2 separate regions of the Homo sapiens genome follow, and region 1 is linked to region 2. A link is an interaction called in ENCODE POLR2A ChIA-PET data of the cell type or tissue named here. Cell type or tissue: Panc1. All regions are shown on one strand. Region 1 overlaps HELQ (helicase, POLQ like). Region 2 overlaps COQ2 (coenzyme Q2, polyprenyltransferase).

Region 1 (5,000 bases), 140 kb after region 2:
GTTAATCCTTGAAGTATTAGTGCATTTTAAAGATAATTTTCATGCATTGGAAATAATATAAAGCAGTTAGGAAATGGAGGGTTTGGAAATCCTAAGAAAAATTCTGGGGATTTCAAATAGTCCAATTTGATGAAAGAAATGGGTAAGAGAATAATGAAAGATCTGGATAAAAAGGTTGAGCACAATGTTGATGAAGTTGAATTTCATTTTGTGGTGGACACTATAGTCTGTTTAGCAGAGAAATAATGTGTAAGTATTCCAAAGAATGAATTGTTAGTGGGAAGAGGTATATTCAAACATTATTCGTAGTTCTTAATGTATAACTGAAATGTATTTTTTCATTTATAAAGTATAAGTTATCTTTAATAACACACATGTACAATAAATAATTCATATATGAAAATTCTCATCAGATAGCTTCATGCTTTGTCAGTGGAAGAAGCCACAGCACCAGGGAAATCAGAAGGCAATCTTAGTAACTCTTCTACCTCTTCTTGCAGGGCTTCTGCTTTTTCATGCAACAGCATCTACATTAAAAAATTAAGACGTGAGGCCAAAATATGCATTGCTAGAGAATTGCCAACAATTTTACCACTGTCCATTGAACACCTGAATCCTTACACATCAGAAATCTAGACATTAAAACTATAATGAGATTGAAAAATGGCCACTTAAGAATAAACGATTATAGTCAATGAAGATGAGGCATTTAGTTAAAACCATTTTAGCTGATCACTGCCTTTTAGTATACCAAAAATAAAGGAGCTTTAATTCTCCCAAAGATTTGTTTTATTGAAGACTCAGCCACTTAAAAATTAACTTTTAATCTATAAAATCTAAGACAATTTTGCAAAAATTTAATTAGCTCCTGAAAAATGTTATCCTTTATATATATGCATTTTATTATTCCTCAAAATTTAGTATGCTTTAAAAAGCTACCAGTATTTCAAATAAAAGTTTTATTCAAGTTCCTAAACTTAAAACTGTTAATTTCAAAAGCAACATAATGAGCAAAAAAAGTATTTCCAAACATGGCATATGAAAGATGTCAATGAATTTTTACCAAATAATAAGCTATATAGATCAATAAGAATAATAAGTAAACTACACAAAACCCTTGTGTTAGTATTACTATAATACAGAGAATATCAAGAACCTCAAATTACTTGTTTAAAAAAGCCCACCAATTTGTGGAAGAATAAATTCCGCTCCCCCCCACCCGCCTTTTTTTCTTTTTTAGACGGAGTCTTGTTCTGTCGCCTGGCTGGAGCACGGTGGCGTGATCTCAGCTCACTGCAACCTCCGCCTCCCAGGTTCAAGTGATTCAGAAGGCCTCAGCCTTCTGAGTAGCTGGGACTACAGGCATGCACCACCACACCCAGCTAATTTTTGTATTTTTAGTAGAGATGGGGTTTCACCATGTTGGCCAGGATGGTCTCCACTGCTTGACCTCATCATCTGCCTGCCTCAGCCTCCCAAAGTGCTGGGATTACAGGTGTGAGCCACCATGCCCAGCCTCTTTTTTTTTTTTTAATTAGAAAAAATTTAAAAAGCTTTTTTTGTAGAGACTGGATCTCCCTATGTTGTCCAGGCTGTTCTCAAACTCTTGGGCTCAAACGATCCTCCTGCCTTGGCCTCCCAAAGTGCTGGGATTATAGTGTGAGCCACTACACTCAGCCAAAACCAGTTTCTTGAGCTCCCACCCAAGTGTTTGCAGAGATCCAGATGGGGTTGAGAAAAAAAAAACACATGAACAAGATAAGAGGGAAATAGAGGGTCTAAAATGAAATAAGATCACCTCCAGAGAGAAAAAGCCTACCCAAATATAAAAATACTGAAAAAAGAATGTTGGTTGATTAAAGCATTGTTTATAGGAAGATATTTAAAATGCATGTGGGACTCTAGGAGGCAGTCTTCGAAAGGCAATGCTTTTAGGGGAGAGAATGGGTGAAAAGGGAGGTGCCTTTTGGAAGCTCAGCCATGAGAGGAAGAGGAAAAAAGGACAAAATTTACAATCTTGTAGGGCAAAAGGAAATTAAACAAACAAACAAACAAACTTGCATTCCTCTCCCACCCCAAGTCATCCATTAAAGAAAAATACTTTGCTACTCTGACAGAAGAGAACACTCTTGAACTGGGATCTCATAAATCATTCCAAATGACTGTGTTGTCCAAGATATGCAGAGGCACAAGCAGTTCTCATCTATACAAAACTACTATATAAAAAGAAAACAAGGCTGGGCATGGTAGCTCATGCCTGTAATCCCAGCACTTTGAGAGGCCAAGGTGGGCAGACCATGAGGTCAGGAGATCGAGACCATCCTGGCTAACACAGTGAAACCCCATCTCTACTAAAAATACAAAAAAAAATTTAGCCAGGCAAGGTGGCCGGCGCCTGTAGTCCGAGCTACTTAGGAGGCTGAGGCAGGAGAATGGCGTGAACCTGGGAGGCGGAGCTTGCAGTGAGCCAAGATTGCACCACTGCACTCCAGCCTGGGCAAGAGAGCGATACTCTGTCTCAAAAAAAAAAAGAGAAAAGAAAACCAATAAGAACCCAAACTCTTCATCTCATAAAAATTTCCCTTCCTGAAAGCAAACCATGAAGCAGAAAAACTGTAACACAACACTCCAAACAAAATTAAATATTCTCAAATAAAAATCTGGAGATATGAGGAGGAGTAGAAATGCTCTCTAAATAAGAAGTTAAAAAACTAAGAACCGACATGGACAAAAACTGGAAGAAATGATACAAAAGTTGACTGAGCTCAGGAATGAAATAAAAGAAAAAGGCAAAATCATATTAGAAATAAAAACTAATAACTATAACTAAATAACTGGGTGTCCATAGAAAAACAGATTTAAATAAAAAACCTAATTAGGGCCACTGAAAAAATTTAAAAAGCAGGAAAACAATAAAGAGAATAAAAACGAGATAGGCCGGGCATGGTGGCTCAGACCTATAATCCCAGCACTTTGGGAGGTTGAGGCAGGAGGATTGCTTGAGGCCAGAAGTTAGAGACCAGCCTGGGCAATGCAGTGAGACCAAGCCTCTACAACAACAACAAAAAATTAGCCAGGAATGGTGGCCCATACCTATAGTCCCAGCCACTCAGGAGGCTAAGGTGGGATCACCTGAGCCTGGGAGTTCAAGGCTGCAGTGAGCTATGATGGTGCTACTGCACTCTAGCCTGGGTGACAGAGACCTAGTTCCTCCCCACTCCCCCTAAAAAAATATCTGTGAGGGAAGGAGAGGAAATAAAATGGAATACCAGTAGAATTTGTGTTTCAAATGTATAACAGCCACACTGAAGCAGATTTTTTTAAACCCCAAACCAAGTAACATTTTAACACATTATTTTAATTATATACTCTCAGACTGAAGACAAAAAGTGCTGTAAATAAATACTGAATGTTTGTTTTTTTTGGAGTGGTATAATTTAACAATTCTGCAGTTACTTTCAGTGCATTCTAAGATTGAGGAAAACAGAAATATATTAATAAACACAGGGATGAGGTTTCTCATTATTGGAGAAAGGAAGTACAAATATGAAAAAGAGGAAGACTATATAGCAAGTCCTGTATGGGATTAGTGTGGCAAATTAAAGATGATTGGAAATTCTTTGACACCTTCATTGAGAGACGGGATCTAATTCTCCTCTTGAATCTGTGCTAGCCTTTGTGATTCACTTATAACTAATAGAATGCAGAAGAAATGATGCCACATGACAGGTCTCAGTTTAAGAAAGGCCTTGGGGTCTTGAAATGAGATCATTCCAAGGTCATGTGAATCCTCCCCCTCAGATCCTAGCATCCACACTGTAAGAAAGCCAAGCTAGGATAGGCAAGGTGGCTCACACTTGTAACCCCAGCACTTTGGGAGGCCAAGGTGGGCAGATTGCTTGAGCCCAGGAGTTCGAGACCAAACCGGGCAACATGGAGAAACCCCATCTCTAAAAAAAAAAAAAAAATTACATAAATTAGCTGGGTGTGGTGGTGCATGCCTGTGGTCCCAGCTACTTGGGAGGCTGAAGTGGGAGGATCACCTGAGCTTGGGAGGCTAAGGTTGCAGTGAGGCATGATTGTGCCACTGCATTCCAGTTGGAGTGAGAGGGAGACCTTGTCTCAAAAAAAAAAAAAAAAAAAAGAAAGTCAAGCAACATAGAGATTATAAATAGACAAATAAGAAACTGCAGTGTTTTAAAAGATATTATACTAGATTGAATAAAAAGAGACAGACAATACAAAACATCAAGTGCCTTTGAACTTTTTTTTTTTTAAATTTAGAGATAGGGTCTCCCCCAGGCATGGTGGCTCACTCGTAATCCCAGCATTTTGGGAGGCTGAGGAGGGTGGATCACTTGAGCTCAGGAGTTGGAGACCAGCCTGGGCAGCATGGTGAAAAATAAATTTAAAAAGGTAATTTAGTTAGGCATAGTGGTGCCCGCCTGTGGTCGCAGTTACTTGGGAGGCTGAAGTAGGAGGATTGCTTGAGCCTGGGAGGTTAAGGCTGCAGCAAGCCAAGATCATGCTACTGCACTCCAGCCTGGGTGACAGAGTCAGACCCTGTCTCAAAATAAATAAATAAATAAATAAAATTAATTAATTTAATTAAATTAAAAATAAAATAGAGATAAGGTCTCGCTTTGTTGCCCAGGTTGGAGTGCAGTGGCATGATCATAGCTGATTGCAGCCTTCATCTCCCAGGCTCAAATGATCCTCCCATTGCAGCCTCATGAGTACCACAGGCACACATCACCATGCCTGGCTAATTAAAAAAAAAAATTTCTTTTGTAGGAACAGGGTCTTGCTATGTTGCCCAGGCTGACCTCAAACTCCTGGCCTTAAGTGATTCTCCCACTCTGGTCTCTCAAAGTGCTGGGATTACAGGTGTGAGCCACTACACCTGAGCCTGAACTCTTGAACTTCAATATTCTTGAACTACATATAGGAAGCACATTGAGAAAGCTACCTAGCAGCAAACATGGGTTTATTGCTTATGG
Region 2 (5,000 bases):
TGACAGGCTCTCTTTTGGGGCCCAAATCCAAATAACAATGACTGTGGGTGTTTCTGTTTTTCCTTTCATACTAGAATCACCTTCAGGGTGCAAACTGTGTCTATAGTTATTATGTGAACCACAAAAGTGCCAATGAGTATGTGGTGTTTTCCTGAAGTTGTTAATCTAATTGGAGTACTGGTATCCTAAGCACTCATTCCAGACCTTACCGCAAAAAGTACAGGCATCTCTTCTAACCTGTAAGTCAAGTTTCACTTTGGAAGTAAGACTGATTACAGATCCGCCTTTTCATGATACTACAAATGTAGCAGGGCATAGGGGGTTTAGTGGAAGAAAACAGAATGAAATCCAGACATATTCTTCAAGTAAATGACTGAGAATATATAATCATATTTCAGAAAAATACTGAGAAAAACTTTTTTGAAAAGTTTATAAATGTATTCTCAGAACATGTACTATCAAATCATCACACTGTATACCTTGAATATGCATAATTTTATTTGTCAGTTACTTCTCATTAAAGCTGGGGGAGAGTTTATAAATGTAAAAGAAAAAAATGAGTTTTTAAAATGGAATTTATCAAAAAGGCAATATCAAAAGCTATAAAAATGCATATAATCCTTTAAGTCAATAATACCACTTCTAAAAATTTAACTGAAAAACTCCTATTCAAGAAGTATTAATGATTAGAACAATATTACTTATAATTGTGAAAACTCAGAAACAAGTAGCCAAAATAGAGAAACTGTGAATTTTTTTTTAATTATGGTACATCGAATTTATGGCATGTTAAATTGGGGCATGGACTATCTCATAGTCCATAGTCTTAAAGTGACAATGACAAAGAATTGGTAAAAATATGGGAAAATGTTCACTAACTACACCAAGTAAAAAAGTTGCATAATTCAATGATTAGAGGGACAGAAGAATGTAGTGGTTAAAAGCAGTCTCTGAACACTGGGTTTGAATCGCAGTTCTGCCACCCACTAACTGTGTGACATGGACAAATACTTCTTCACATATTTCCTCTTCTGTTAAATGAGGATAATGTAAGTACTTTCCTCAAAGACTGTTGGGGGATTAAGTCTGTAAAGTACTTAAAACAGTGCCTGGCACATAGTAAATACTACTTTATTGCTTGTAAATAAAATAAATGAGTTGAATTTTGGTAAACACACATAAACATAAAAAAAATTTTGTTGGAGCCATGGAACTGTGAATGACTTTCTTTTTAGAAAAAAAAAATTCTTCCTCCTTAATTTGGTTCTTAAAGTTCTTAAAAAACAACAACAAATTTTAGAAAAAAATGCTTTCTCCTTAATTTGGTTCTTTAAAAACAGCAACAACTAAACCAAAGTTAAGAAAAGATAATTTCTTTACCTGATGGGCATAAATAGTATCATATATTAGTGTCCACATAACTCCAGAAAAATAAAGAGGCAGGCAAACAGATGGATCACAGGAACCCTTGATAGCAGACCATCCAAGTAACGCTCCCCAATTAAATGTCAAGCCTACAATTAGCAAAACACAAAAAGGGGGAAAGTCTGTATGTACTTTAGAATCCTAAAGGGAAGGAGTGGCATCGGAGTGTGTTCAGTGCTCCTGGGTATCAGACTCTGTGTGTGCTGCTTTCTGTGGGTTCCTTCCTTAAACCCTTTCAACTCTCGGTGGTACTTATTAGCTCCATTTTACAAAAAACAAAACAAGCTCAGAGAGGTTAATTAACAACTAAAGTAACAGAGCTAATAAAAAGAATAATATCCCCTAATTAAGTAAATAGGAGGTTTAAAGAGAAGATTTATCCCACCTAATATGGTGCACGGCACTACCAATAACAGAAGATGCTGGGATCTGAACTTACATCTCTCTGACTCAAAAACCCATGTTCTTTCTGTTACCACTCTGCCTCCCCTATCAGCTACTGAAACATGAATATACATACGAACACTGATCTATTCCACAATGGCATCATCTCTGAGGACTGTAAACAAACACCTACATGTTGACAGCTCTCAAATCTCCACTTGCAAGCCTGATAACTCTCCTAAGCTCCAGACTGCATACTGAACAGTCTGCTGGACTTCTCTGCCTGCAAGTTGCTCATGTACCTTAAACTCAATGTGTCCCAGATATCTTTTCTCAGAAACCCCTTTTCTCCTCCTGTATTACCTATTTCCACTCATGTCCCCTCCTTAACTGATGAAGTGCCTCTCCTTTGTGGTCCCATAGCACTCCTGCCTGACACGTTGTACTGCAATGACCTGTTTATCTGTCATCTCCATCTCCAACTCCTTAAAGATGGTCAGGGTGTTTTAGTCATTTTTATTTTCCCAGTACCTGCTGCAATTCCTAGCACGAAGTAAATGTAGGGGTTCAGTAAATGTTTGGAGTAAATATACCAGCTTCTTAATATTATCTTATAGATAGGAAATGCTTATATTGAGAATATAATTTCAAATTTAATAAAGAGAACATTCAATGAGAGGATCTTAGAAAAAGATAAATATTCTACCACAACTTTCCCACAAATCAGGCTCACATCAATTTCTTGAGTTGCTTTTAGTTCTTTCATTTACTGAAAAAAATGATTCAAAGAACTAGAATCATTCTAGGAATAGAATAGAAAAGTCTGGGAATAGATATTTTTGCAGCAGATTCTGATACCTGCTTACCTAACTATGTTTCTTTCTTTTCACCAACAAGTATGTATTCAATACCTACACCGCACCAAGTGCTATGCTAAATGCTGGGCCACAATTTATTAACTGGAGACCATAGGAGGCTCTCAACGTATTCTTGGTTGAATTAATGCTGCTGAAATAAGTAAGTGCCGGATTAGAATCCTATGGTAGCCCAGAAGAGACTGTCTAACTTCTTCCTGAGAGGCTTCACAGAATACGAGCTGTCTAAGCTATCACATACACTTTAACCCTTGTTTTCCTGCCACAGAGTGCTTCCTACCCCATCCCCCAAATTCTTCAGGGCATCTAGATCAAACATTTTTTCATGACATACCTAGATTTTTAAAAAAGCATTTCAGAAAGCAATGGCCAGGCGTGATGGCACACATCTATAATCCCAGCACTTTGGGAAGCCAAGGCAGGCAGATCGCTTGAGCTCAGGGGTTTGAGACCAGCCTGGGCAACATGGCGAAACCCTGTCTCTACAAGAAATACAAAAATTAGCCAGGCAGGGTTGTCAATGCCTGTAATCCTAGCTACTCAAGAGGCTGAGGTGGGAGGATCACTTGAGCCTGGGAGGTCAAGGCTGCAGTAAGCTGAGATGGTGCCACTGCACTCCAGCCTGAGCAACAGATCAAGACCCTGTCTCAGAGAAGAGGGGAGAGGAGAGTGTAGGGGAGGGGAGCAGTGGGGGAGAGAGGAGAGGAAAAAATAATGATGATGATGATAACCCTAATAAATATGCAATATTTCTGAACTAATAAAAATAGCTAACTGCTCTCCTTTAAAGTACGAAAATCTACTATTGGTTAGGAAAATTACATGACTGATTTGTCATTTCATCTTTACCTATTTACCTATCTCTCCATAAAAGTGTAGTTTGCAAATATCAAAGGAAATACTTTTAGTTATTGTAAGCTCACCCAAGGCTAGTTGAGGCCAGTATGAAATTCTTTTCATTAGTGGGTAGGTGATGACAAGAAGTAAGGATCCTGCTCCCAGAGCTATACTGAAAAGAGGAAAAACCATTAAAGTGATTATTACCACTACCTCTTAGAAACCACGAAATACTTTAAGACAATGACATAAGTAATACTAATTGGAAAATATATTTTATCTTAAATTATATTTTATGTAAGTTATCTTCCTAGCCTTCGACTTTCCCTATTATAAAGGATGAGTAGAAAACTACTTTAAATGTTATAAAACAATCAAACAAAATAATAGCTAACACATACAGTACTATCATGTATTAAGCACTATTCTAAGTGAATCACACTTGTTAATTCATTATAATCTTCACAATGACTCCAAAAGGCAGGTATTATAATATAAAGTTTTATTCTCTTCCTTTTTTGCAGATGGGAAAACTGAAGCACAAAGAAATTAAGTAGTTTGCTAATTGTCATATAGCTAGTCATAGAAGAGCCTAGATTCAAACCTAAGGCAGTCTGGCTCCAGAGTCCAACCTATCAACCACCAAATGTTAACTACCAAATGTTACTGCCTCTCTGAACTGTTTGCAAACATTAAGGCATCTAATAAACTAAGATGTCCTAACTAATAATTAGAGTCAAGATATCCCTCCTTATATATATGATGCAGTGTTACTTTTCTAGAAAAAAGGAAACACCTATGAAAATGTGATAAAATAAGACGTTCTTAGGACCTCAAAGTTTATCTAACACTACCCCTTCCAGAAATAACCTTCCAAAGGTATTGTCATGTAATTGATGCTATCAGGGCAAGGCACGCAATTAAGTCTAGTCTCCATAAAGTAACTTTTTGTCTTTCTTCTCTCGCATTGAAGCACTTTGTAAACCGCAATCTGATACACAAAAGTTTCGTTTTGTCTTGTTTAAGAGATACAGGAATGAGTCCTCCCACTTCTTTCTTCAGTCATTGATTAGTAACACCACCCTGGGAAAGACATAGTTCCTCTTTTTGCAAAATGAATATAATCACTTCTGCTTTAAGTCTACTTTAGAGATACTGTCAACATAAATAAAATTATATATGTGTGGGTGTATACACACACATCCATGCACGCACTTAGAAAACCTATGAAATTGCCTTGTGTCCCTTAGGGAATGTAGTACAAATACTGAAGGTGGTTCAAAACAAATTAAATGTTCATTTCTTAACTCCTTTGGCTGAAAGCATTCTTGAAGCAGATTTAAAAATGTGTGGTGAGTTACTTACACTTGCTAACTTACAGATGCTTAATAAGTAGCAAATGAACAACTTTGTGATAAAGATATTTCATTTTATTCCTATTTTCTCCATTTCAAAGGAGAGATTTTATACATGATGTGG

What was found. ChIA-PET counts read pairs that join two places held together with the same protein. Peaks named below come from ENCODE experiments on the same cell type or tissue, not always from the same donor. Only the 100,000 strongest peaks of a DNase experiment are listed, where the experiment ranks them.
Region 1: POLR2A ChIA-PET joins it to region 2 with 6 read pairs; 5 of 35 experiments call an interaction of 5 or more read pairs at or near these places.

The regions. Positions count from the first base shown.
Region 1 is chr4:83,407,034-83,412,033 of GRCh38, forward strand. HELQ (helicase, POLQ like) reads right to left here. Exons shown (of 18, transcript NM_133636.5): 18 at 313-527. The coding sequence ends at 420. Among named protein-coding and RNA genes, the nearest start is that of HELQ, 46 kb to the right of the region's middle. In Panc1, no CTCF peak of the experiment used is centred here; no DNase peak of the experiment used is centred here.
Region 2 is chr4:83,268,480-83,273,479 of GRCh38, forward strand. COQ2 (coenzyme Q2, polyprenyltransferase) reads right to left here. Exons shown (of 7, transcript NM_001358921.2): 4 at 3,608-3,693; 5 at 1,381-1,514. Among named protein-coding and RNA genes, the nearest start is that of COQ2, 14 kb to the right of the region's middle. In Panc1, no CTCF peak of the experiment used is centred here; no DNase peak of the experiment used is centred here; H3K27ac peaks cover 2,495 bases.